2 separate regions of the Homo sapiens genome follow, and region 2 is linked to region 1. A link is a contact called in ENCODE Hi-C or POLR2A ChIA-PET data. All regions are on one chromosome and are shown on one strand. The core of a region is the stretch at or near the end of the contact, and the rest is flanking DNA. Distances in the headings are between cores, read along the strand shown.

Region 1 (4,841 bases), core at 1,138-3,637:
CATCTATAGCCTTCCAATAAATTCCTTTTCTGCTTAAGTCAGCCAAGTCCATTGCCATGGTTGACAACCAAGAATCATGAATGGCACTGTGACACTCTGTGGGCAGGCCATCAGACTGCACTGCCAATGCGCATTTGCTTGTCTATATTCCCCACTATCTTGTTCATCATTTTACTCTAGTGCAATGGCTGGCACAAAGCAAGCATGCGGTAAATGTTTCCTGAATGCATTACTTAATTCCACTAGTCATCAGAGTTGGAAAGCAAGGAAAACGCTCAGTGGAGGACCACAGTGCATTCCTAAAAAACCAATCTCAACTACAGTCGAAAGAGTCACAACTATCAATTAGAAACATACAGCTTAATTTATTCGCCTATTCATAGATTTAGAAACTAGGCTTCTTCTCACTATCTGGGATACAAACCACCTTCTTAAAGGAGATGAGAAAGAGAAGAATCAAACTAGGAGAGTATATTTTATTAAGATTAGCGAGTTCTACTCTAATAAAACAAACCTAATCGGAATGAATGTTGGGGAAAATGTCCCTTCAACCAGGTGAATACCCACTAGTCCTTGAGACCTATCTCAAATCACATATCCTGCAAGAAGCTTTCACCACTCCCCACCATCAATCAGCCGTAACTTCCACTGTGCTCCCACATCTCTATTTTAGTAAGCAGAAAAAGGTATTATATATATTTATTTATGTGTCTATTCAACCAGATCTCAAAATCCTCTAGGGAAGTATATTACTATTTCCAACACCTAGAAGGGTGTTTGGCATAAAGCAAGAACCAGTGTTTTTGAAGTGGAGCCACTTTGCTCTGCTTAAAAGGTACCAATGGAACTGTCCTATTGTTTGCAACTTTTCTGTAAATCTTAATTTATTCCGAAATAAAGTTTAAAAAAAAATGCACCAGTAGCAACTGTGTTGTGAGCAATTATCACACCTGCCTTACATGTCACGCAAGAAGAAAGCTTTACCTTGTACCAGTAGCAGTAATTTTGTATATAGCAAAGTGAGTCTCAGTTTGTAAAAAGGGAATAATTCCTACTACACAAGATTGCTGTACTAAATGAAGCACAGTGAGTATGCCAAATGACATATAAGCTCTTCTTAATAAGGTTCTGATGAGTATATGTTAGGGCCCCTGTCTACAGTGTTCTAAATGGACCAGCACTTCACCACAAAACAGATACATACTACGACTAGGATGTCACCAGGCATAGACTGCAAAGCTGTAACTCAAATCACTATTAAGACTGTAATTACTTATAAAAGTATTCTACATGTGTGTCCACGGATGTGGGATGTCCTATTCCAAAACTCCCCAATGAAATAAATGGCTACTCAAAACCCAGCGCAACCGACAGAGGTCAGCGGCCACTGCACCCCGCCTCCACCAGCTTAAACTCCAGAAGGAGGCCAAGCACCCAGGGCGTGCTAGCTGGCTGGAAAGAGGTGAGCATCTACTGAGAAACCCACTGCTGCCCGCAGCGGTGTCAGGCAGCCGCGGGTCTCCCCGCAGTGGCGCAAAGCGAGCTGAAGTCGGGAATGGCTAGGACCCTTCGCTGCCACCGCGGTGCTTTCGGCCACCGCACTTGTGTGCCCTCCGCCCGCCCACACCAGCGTCGCTTAACGGAAGAAGGCGCGAGTAGCAGCGGCGCAGCCAGGGCACCTGGGGGTGACACGAGAGTGGGCGGGCGGTCCAGGGAGCCCCTGCTGGAAACCAGACGCTAAAGCTTGCAGCTGTGCAGCTAGGGGAGCATCTGTTTTCCACTTGAGAGCAACCCGGGCACGCGAGAACGGCCCGATTTCGGTGCAGGGGTGCGTCCCGAAGGAACGGGGGACTGTTTCTGCGCGGACAGGCGAACCCGGCAGGGGAAACCGAGGCCACGCTAGGTCCGCAGCCCCGAGGTGTCCACAAGAGCTCCGCTCGCGCAAGGGCGCGGAGCGAGGCTGCCCGCGGGACCGGCCTGCGGAGCGAGCGGGTGAGAGGGCAGGGCGGCAGCTGGGGCCTGGGGGAGGAGGGCGGCGAGGCAGCGTGAGCGAACGAGCGAGGGTGTGTGTCCGGGCGTGAGTCTGGGCGGGTGTCGGGAAGGAAGGCGACAGGGAGGGGCGGAGGCGGGGGGAGGGGGGAGGAGAAAGAGCGAAGGGCCCAGACGGGGCTCTGGGCGCCCAGCCGCCCGGCTTCGAGCCCTCAAGCCACCGCCCCCAGGCCCCGCGCTGACGCTGGACGGTCCCCGCCTCCAAACCCCCCGCCCCGGCCAGAGAATAACTTACCTGTTTGGCGACGGAATCGCTCCTGCTCGCCCCTCTGACTGACTCCTCCGGCTCACCGTCTTCCCTTTGGGAGGAAGAGGCGGGACATCCTGTTTCTCCGTCGAAGGACTTCCGGTGGCTTCCAAGGCGACTCCGTAGTGGATGCAGCGCCGGACGCCACAGCCGAAAAACAGAATCTTGGAACTGGTTTAGTACAATCCAGGTCGAGTTCCTTGTTTTTTATCCGAGTGGCCGGCAGGCCCATGTGCTGTCTTGTTTTTAACACATCAGCTCTTGCCGGAAGCCGCTAAGAGATAAAATAGGAAGTCCCACCCTTCCCTTAGAGAAGGAAAACGGAGAGCCGAAGGAGTCAATCTAAATTCGATGAGCGCGTCGGGCTCCAAGGCAGGCGCTGTCAGCCCGGGAGGGCTGTCTGGGATTTCTAGAGGGTCCCAGAACGGGTTCTTCCCAGGCCGATCCCGCCTGCTTCCTGCCCCGTCTCTCCACCCGCCTCCCGCCCTCTGTAAGGGACCCCGAGGGCGGCGCCGGAAACACGGAGAAGGCCCAGAACGGCGCGGGACCCGAGAGGCCTACGTTGGCAAACGCAGCCCGCTGCCCCTTTGCTCGCTTCCCCCGGGCCTGGAGTGGCTCCTGTCGCTTCTGGCGCTCCGATTTCGAGAAATGACTTTCAGCTGTGCAAGGCGAGAATGCTACTTTAGATGATGAGAAAAAATCTCTCGAATGGCTCCCAAAATGAGGTCCTTGTTTAAGAGGCCACAGGAAGCCGCTAGCCGAACTCTGATACCAAAGAGGAGGCCAAGAAGCGGACTGTGGCTTGGTGACCTGTTTGGTATTGCCAAATTTTCAGCTTTTATTAAAGCTGAAACACCTTGGCTGTTTAAAACGTTCGACAAGGACTTTTTTATGAACGTTAACGGCACAGCATACGGGTTTTTTGGAAAAAAAAAAAGGCAGGACTTCAGCCCGTCCGCCCCCTTGTGCAGGTCCATTCATGAACCTCGAGTTAGAGGCCTTTCTTCTGAAACTCAGAATCTAGTAGGGAAGACCTGTGTAGACGAATAAAAATAAATACATCACAGCTTGTTAAGTGCTGTGACAAAGAGGCAGTGAAATCCTGCTTGAGGTCATCTGCCTTGCTAAAGAGGTTTGACTATGTTGTAGGCACAGGGTTAGGGTTAGACTCTGTAATGGGAAGTTATGTGATCAGATTTCTGTTTAGGAAGATCACTGGCCAGGCGGGGTGGCTTACGCCTGTAATCCCAATACTTTGGGAGGCCGAGTCGGTGGATTGCTTGAGGCTAGGATTTTGAGACCAGCCTGGGGAAACCGCGTCTCTACTAAAAATTTGAAATTAGCCAGGCATGGTGGTGCGAGCCTGTAATTCCAGCTACTTGGAGGCTGAGGCGGGAGAATAGCTTGAACCCAGTGGCGGAGGCTGCAGTGAGCCGAGATTGCGCCACTGCACTCCAGCCTGGGCGACAGAGCGAGATTCCGTCTCAAAAAAATCATTGTAAGTAATTGGATTTTTGTGTGTGTGTGATGTTCTGAAGATAGGCTTTCTAGGCCAAATCGTCACTCAAGGCCAATTCGAACACAATTCAGTTTAAATCAGAATACATTCGAGTGATAATTCCTTACCTTTTTAAATAGTTCATAGAAAACTTTTTGTAGACATTATCTGGTTTAATTCTGATTGTAATCCACATGAATTCTCTTATCCACAGTAAGGAACAGTAATTTAGAAGACTAATAAACTGTTCCAAGATCACACAGCTAGTAAAAGTGGAACTCAACCTAAAACTCCAGAGTCAAGCTTTTCCATCATGTAGACTCAGTTTAATAGTAATAGTTAATTAAAAATTCTAGAGAAAAATGTGGGAAACAATTTCCTCACAAGTGACCAGCTGCAAATGTTATTTGTATTCCATTAACCAACATTTATTGGGTGCCTGTTATATAAAAGATAAAACTGGGTTCTGCCTTCAAAGAGTTCACTTGAAATTTAAAATTTATGTGAAAATTTAGCACTTCCTACAGTGTTTTAATAGCTATTTCAACAGTGTTGGTGTTGTATGACAAGGTGATAAATTTCTTGACAATAACAATAGCACAATTCTGTATATGGATTGGGCATTCTGTGATCTTTGGGTGATTTATCTTGCTACCTTTCTTACCTTGGGGGTTTAGTTAACACTTATGTTCCTCCCCTGAGCAGTGAAGTAAAATCTAAGTTTATGTTTCAGTTCTATTTTGAGTATTTTGAGTTACTAAGACAGGACCTTAAGGAAGTCAGTTTGACCTCATTTCCAACTGAGAGAGTCCATAGATGTCATTCAAGACTAATTTTCTGATTCTAAGGAAAAAGGGAAGTCTTTTTTTTTCTTCCTCTCTTTATTTTTGAATGAATAATGCTTGACATGGACAACACAGACTTTTAGTGAAGACAGAGAGTCCTAGTGATGAAACCACCTTTGCAAAAATTACAACTGAGAAAATTATGACAGTGAAAGAGATCTGACCTAACCAATTCCATCTTGCTTCTAAACTCTGTCCTTGT
Region 2 (4,841 bases), core at 1,562-4,061, 1.9 Mb before region 1:
CCGCCACAAACCGCCGCCTGGTGCCAGGGTTGAGTTAGAAATCTCCAGGCAGGTTCCTCTGTTTCTGATTTCTGCTATTTGTTTTCAAACCAGGACACTAAGGGGGAAGGTACATTGCTTTAAAACTGTCTCTGGGGGATCCCAGCAGTTTAAGGGGAAAGGGCTCTTTTTTAATAACCTCAGGCCCTGTCCCAAGTGCCACAGTGGTGAAGTGTCAGGGTCCTGGGTGTGGAGGGGAGGCGTCTCTTCGGGAGACCACAGGGCAGCCAGGAGGCCAAGGGCCTGACCCTGCCAATGTCTGCCCCTCTGCACACTCTTGCAACAGAGGGCCCCTGTATTGGTATTTCCCATGTTCCCTGCACCCAGGTCTCCACTGGTGCAGCATTTGATAACTCAGATTTATTAGCTTCAGCATTGTGGGTCTGCAGGAAGGAATCTTGGTGTGGCTGTGAATCTAGTTCCACATGTGGTGTGACTTCTGGCCCGTTACGAACGCCTGTGCGTCTTCCCTCCATCTGTGGGATGAAAGGGGAAGCCAGCCTGCCCCAGGGGTTAGGAGAGGACCGTGCCCCAGGGACACCTTTGGACAATGGGGAGCTGGAACCCTGTGCAAAGGATCACTCACAGAGCAGGCAGAATTGCAGATGCAGACTGACTTGCCGGGAGAATTTCAGAAAACAGAAGGAAATCATGATGGATTGAGTTTATTCTTTTCCCGAACAATTTCTGTTGTGGTTTGCTGAGAGAATGTGGCCCGTGTTCACAGGGACGTTCTGTTCTTTAGCAGCAAGAGCTGGAACGACTGTTGACCATTTTACCTGCCCTGTAGGTCCAAGTCAAGGCCCCTTTTATTCAAACATCCCGAAGTCATGTGACTCTTAAGATCGCACCAATGGACTTGGTGGACAGACTGAGGTATCCTGATGATGATTGTTCCAGGTCTGTTCTGAGAAGGAACAAAAAGGTTTTCTCTTCCCCAGTGGATCTTTTTTTTTTTTGGACAGAATCTCACTCTTGTCACCCAGGCTGGAGTGCAGTGGCATGATCTCGGCTCACTGCAACCTTCGCCTCCCAGGTTCAAATGATTCTTGTGCCTCAGTCTCCCGAGTAGCTGGGATTACAGGCGCACACAACCATGCCCAGCTAATTTTTGTATTTTTAGTGGAGATGGGGTTTTGCCATGTTGGCCAGGCTGGTCTTGAACTCCTGACCTCAAGGGATCTGCCTGTTTCGGCCTCTTACAGTGCCGGGATTACAGGTCTGAGCCACCATGCCCAGCCCCACAGTGGATCTCTTAAGTGAAAAGCTGCAAATGTAAGCATTTTAATAAACTTTGATACAGAACTGAGAGTGTACTGAAAGTGTGTTTGAAATGCACTCATTTTTCTGCTTTGCTAGAAAAAGTTTTTCTGCTTTTGAAGTTTTGGATCATGAATGTATATATATTCTCTATGTCATCTAATAATAATTTTACATTCAGCCTATAAACTGTAAGGGATTTGTTATTCCTATTTTTTGTAGATTAAAAAATTGTTTATTTTAGAAAAGAGATAATTGTGATATAATTCATTTAGGTAGATGTTATTTGTATTGTATATTAAACCTTAAACCTTTTTTTTCATAATTTGCTGCATTTTAGTTTTGCCAACCTCTCAATATAAACAAGTTTACAAAACCTAGAAACTCTTAACTTTGCTTAGGGTTGAGGAATACCTGGAGTGAAAACCCCAGACAAAGTTGATTTATTTCATACATCATTATTGTACTGGTAGAATAGCAACAAATGCCCTTCCTGTTGAAGAATGAATATTTTATTGAGATGATGGTTTTACATACCTCTCCTCTCCGCAGTCTTCATCGATGAATTTGTCACTCTCTTTATGAATCTGTCACTCTCTCATTTGTCCTGAAAATCTGAAATATAGTTGTTGGAGTAGAAGTTAGTACACTTTCTGCTCTCCACCAGAGTTTACAAAAACACTTTAAGTTAGGGGCTTTTCACTTAGGAGATCCATTCGTGGGAAAGATAACCTCCTTTTCCCTTCAGAATAGATCTGGAACAAAGTGTATTTCATCAGCTGTTTTTAAGTAGGTCATTTACATATAATAATTAAAAAATGGATAACAATACTGGTTCAGAAAAGCTGTTTCTCAGAAGGAAGAGTGAAGTAACTCAAAGCAAACCAAACTCCTTTAAGAAGATGCTTCTTAAAGCATCTTCTTAAAGGAGATGAGAATTAAATGCAGTGTAATGAGTTTGCATTCCTTCGTTTCAGCAGGTTTTTTTGTGTTGTTTGTGTCTTATTCCCATGCTATTGGGAATTACAGTGAGATAAAAAGGAACCCTTTACAGTGGGTCATTTTGTGAGTGCTTGAGAATGTGTGGGGTGGTTTGGAAGCCAAGTGGAAGGGAAAATGTAGGGGATTTAAAGTATAAAATTGCAAGAGAATCACATTTTGTTGGTGTATTTAAAAGTGCCACAAAGAAAGCACAAAAACCTGACCTTGTTTTTCCCCGGACAGAACGAATCTCGCCTTTTGTCCCATGTGTCTCAAGACTGCTGTCCAACTCAGTTTTGTCACATTTTCAAGGCTAAGGCAGAGTTAAATTGCTTCCTCATTGTGGGGCTGGGTCCCGTTCTTGGAGGTGACACTTCAGGTTACCTGTTACTCCTGCTTATGGATCTGATGTTCAGAGCAGCAAGTTTATTACTTTCACGGAGGGTCAGTTTTCGTGCTTGCTATATTAGTCACTGAAATGCTTCTTTTGATAGGTCAGATGATATTGAAACAAACTAGAATTCTGTTTCCTGTCTGACTTGTGGAATTGCAGTATCAGTGTTCAGAAAACTTACCAGACTTTTGAACGTAAGATCGACTAGCATTCAAGTAGAATTACAAAGTCCAAACGATATGACTCAGCTGGGATAAAAAGTGCTGTTTTATCTTTTTTCTGTTCCAGTGACTCAGCAAAAACAGTGCTTTGGACATACGGAAATGTAGGCAAACGAATATTTCTGCATAAAGGGAAAATGTAGACCTTTACTTTTAGGACGACTGTTTGTTAGTGGACCAGCCCAAAATTCTTTTCAGAGTTTTGCAAATCCACCTGAGTCTCCACAAGTGCAATTTCATCTGTGGGTTCTTCTCTTGAAAGTGATTTAAGCCTCCGTAGCAAGTCACCCCGCACCGGCATACATCTGGGGGGCTCAAGAGCTTAGGCTGTTTCTATCCAGTCATGTGAAATTTATAGTTGTTCAGTTGCCTACGGTTCACCTAGTCAGGTGGGACCTCAGTATTACAATAAATGAAGGTGTTCTGATTAAAACATCCCTTTCTTAGACAAACCATGACTGGTTTTGGAGGTTAGTGGAAAACTGACACAAAACTACAAGCTTACGTTTAATCGCTTGGCAGAATTTCTTTCATATTCATTTGACCACTGTTTAATATGCTTTAAGATGTCTGAAGTTGGAGCTTAGAATGTACACTGTGTCCTACTTTTAAATGAGAGGAATTCCAGTAGCTAAGACCAATCCTATTCCCTGTCCTGCAACTCCTGGATGTGGACACTTTTTTTGCTGGGAAGTGAATTGATCTGAATGTCATTCTTCCAGGGAATTAATATGAAGCTACCCATTTTAATTACTGAACCAGAATAAAACATTGACAACTGGCACTGAAGGCTTTACTCTTTGTTTATCTTGTATAAGGGGATCAAGATAGACAGAGACACTTTGCTTTTAAGACATATACGGTGATTTTTCACAAAATGGTGTGAACATTTAGCACCTTTCTTTTCATACTATAAAAGGAGATGATGGTTGTGGAACTCACTGCAGATAACTCATTACTTGGTTTTCCAGCCACAAATTTGTGTGGGTAATTTAGTTAGAGCCAAATACTTAGGGCAACATTCTCCTTGCCCAAATTAAACCATTTCTTTTCAGATAATAGTACAAAGTGCATAGTTTATACACGACAAAGTCTTCATCATCTTGGCCATCGAGATATTTACAGTCGAAAGAGGAAATTGCATTTTGAGGAAAAAGTGTGTGAGACGTTTCACAACATGAGAGTAAGTTTATTTTATGGAAGCTACTATTGAGCGCCTGCTCTATGCCAGTCACTGTATTAGGCATTTAAATACATTCGCTTGGTGAATGTAGTAAGATCTTTAAATATATACATTTTAAAGAATTTAAAATGGTACAATGTTCTGTGAGTTTTTCTGCAACTAATTTTTTTTTAATTTTGCGTAACATTTCAGTGTATTTGCTTTAAGGCATGTGTAGGGTGCTGTTGTGTGTACACACCCTCAGTGATTTCCAGATGCCCAGTGCCCAGTGTGGCCAGAGCATGGACCCACTGGCACAGATTTGGTCTGTGAGCAGCCAGCAGGAGGTGCCCGTGTGTGCCAGCTGGCTGCTGCCCTGTGGAGCCGCCTTTCTTTGTCCTGTCTCCTGTTGGACATTTGGGCTGCTATCAGCTTTCTCTTAGCGTGCAGGGAACTTTACTAATATACGAGTTTGTGCACTTGTGGGAATATTTCTCTAGGATAAGTTCCCCGAGGTGGAATTTTGGGGATGGAGGGGCATTTTAATTGACAGATACTGCCAAATTTACCAACAAAGATAAAGTACCATTTTACGTTCCCTGCAAAACTCAGTGCTTTCTCTTTGTCAGTGCTTGATATTATCAGTCGTTTAAGTCTTGGCCAACTTAATAGAGGAAAATACCATTGCATTTAAAAATCGTAAGTGATTATGAGGATTTCTTAATGTTTATTGCTCATTTTATCTCTCTTGTGAATCACCTGTTACTTCGTCACATTATCCAGT

The links. Hi-C counts contacts between places; a loop is a spot of excess contacts on that map. ChIA-PET counts read pairs that join two places held with the same protein, here RNA polymerase II (POLR2A).
Region 2: a map with no recorded cell type shows a loop between it and region 1 (3-fold over the local background). The contact joins the enhancer-like site here to the promoter of ZNF407-AS1 in region 1. A Hi-C loop is called at or near these places in 1 of 37 single-sample maps with no recorded cell type. POLR2A ChIA-PET finds 5 or more read pairs at or near these places in 1 of 52 experiments (GM10248).

Annotation. Positions count from the first base shown.
Region 1 is chr18:74,595,381-74,600,221 of GRCh38, reverse strand. It overlaps ZNF407-AS1 (ZNF407 antisense RNA 1), which reads left to right and starts at 2,387. Exons shown (of 2, transcript NR_024484.1): 1 at 2,387-3,794. ZNF407 (zinc finger protein 407) reads right to left here and starts at 2,352. Exons shown (of 9, transcript NM_017757.3): 1 at 2,285-2,352. RefSeq lists enhancers at 1,357-1,576, 2,367-2,576 and a silencer at 1,967-2,266.
Region 2 is chr18:76,475,213-76,480,053 of GRCh38, reverse strand. All of the region lies in intron 1 of ZNF516 (zinc finger protein 516), which reads left to right. Among named protein-coding and RNA genes, the nearest start is that of ZNF516-AS1, 14 kb to the left of the region's middle. RefSeq lists enhancers at 1-311, 312-883, 2,008-3,207. Within about 2 kb of position 2,811, at least 10 of the 41 ENCODE cell types and tissues checked have a DNase peak (open chromatin) inside an H3K27ac peak, as active enhancers do.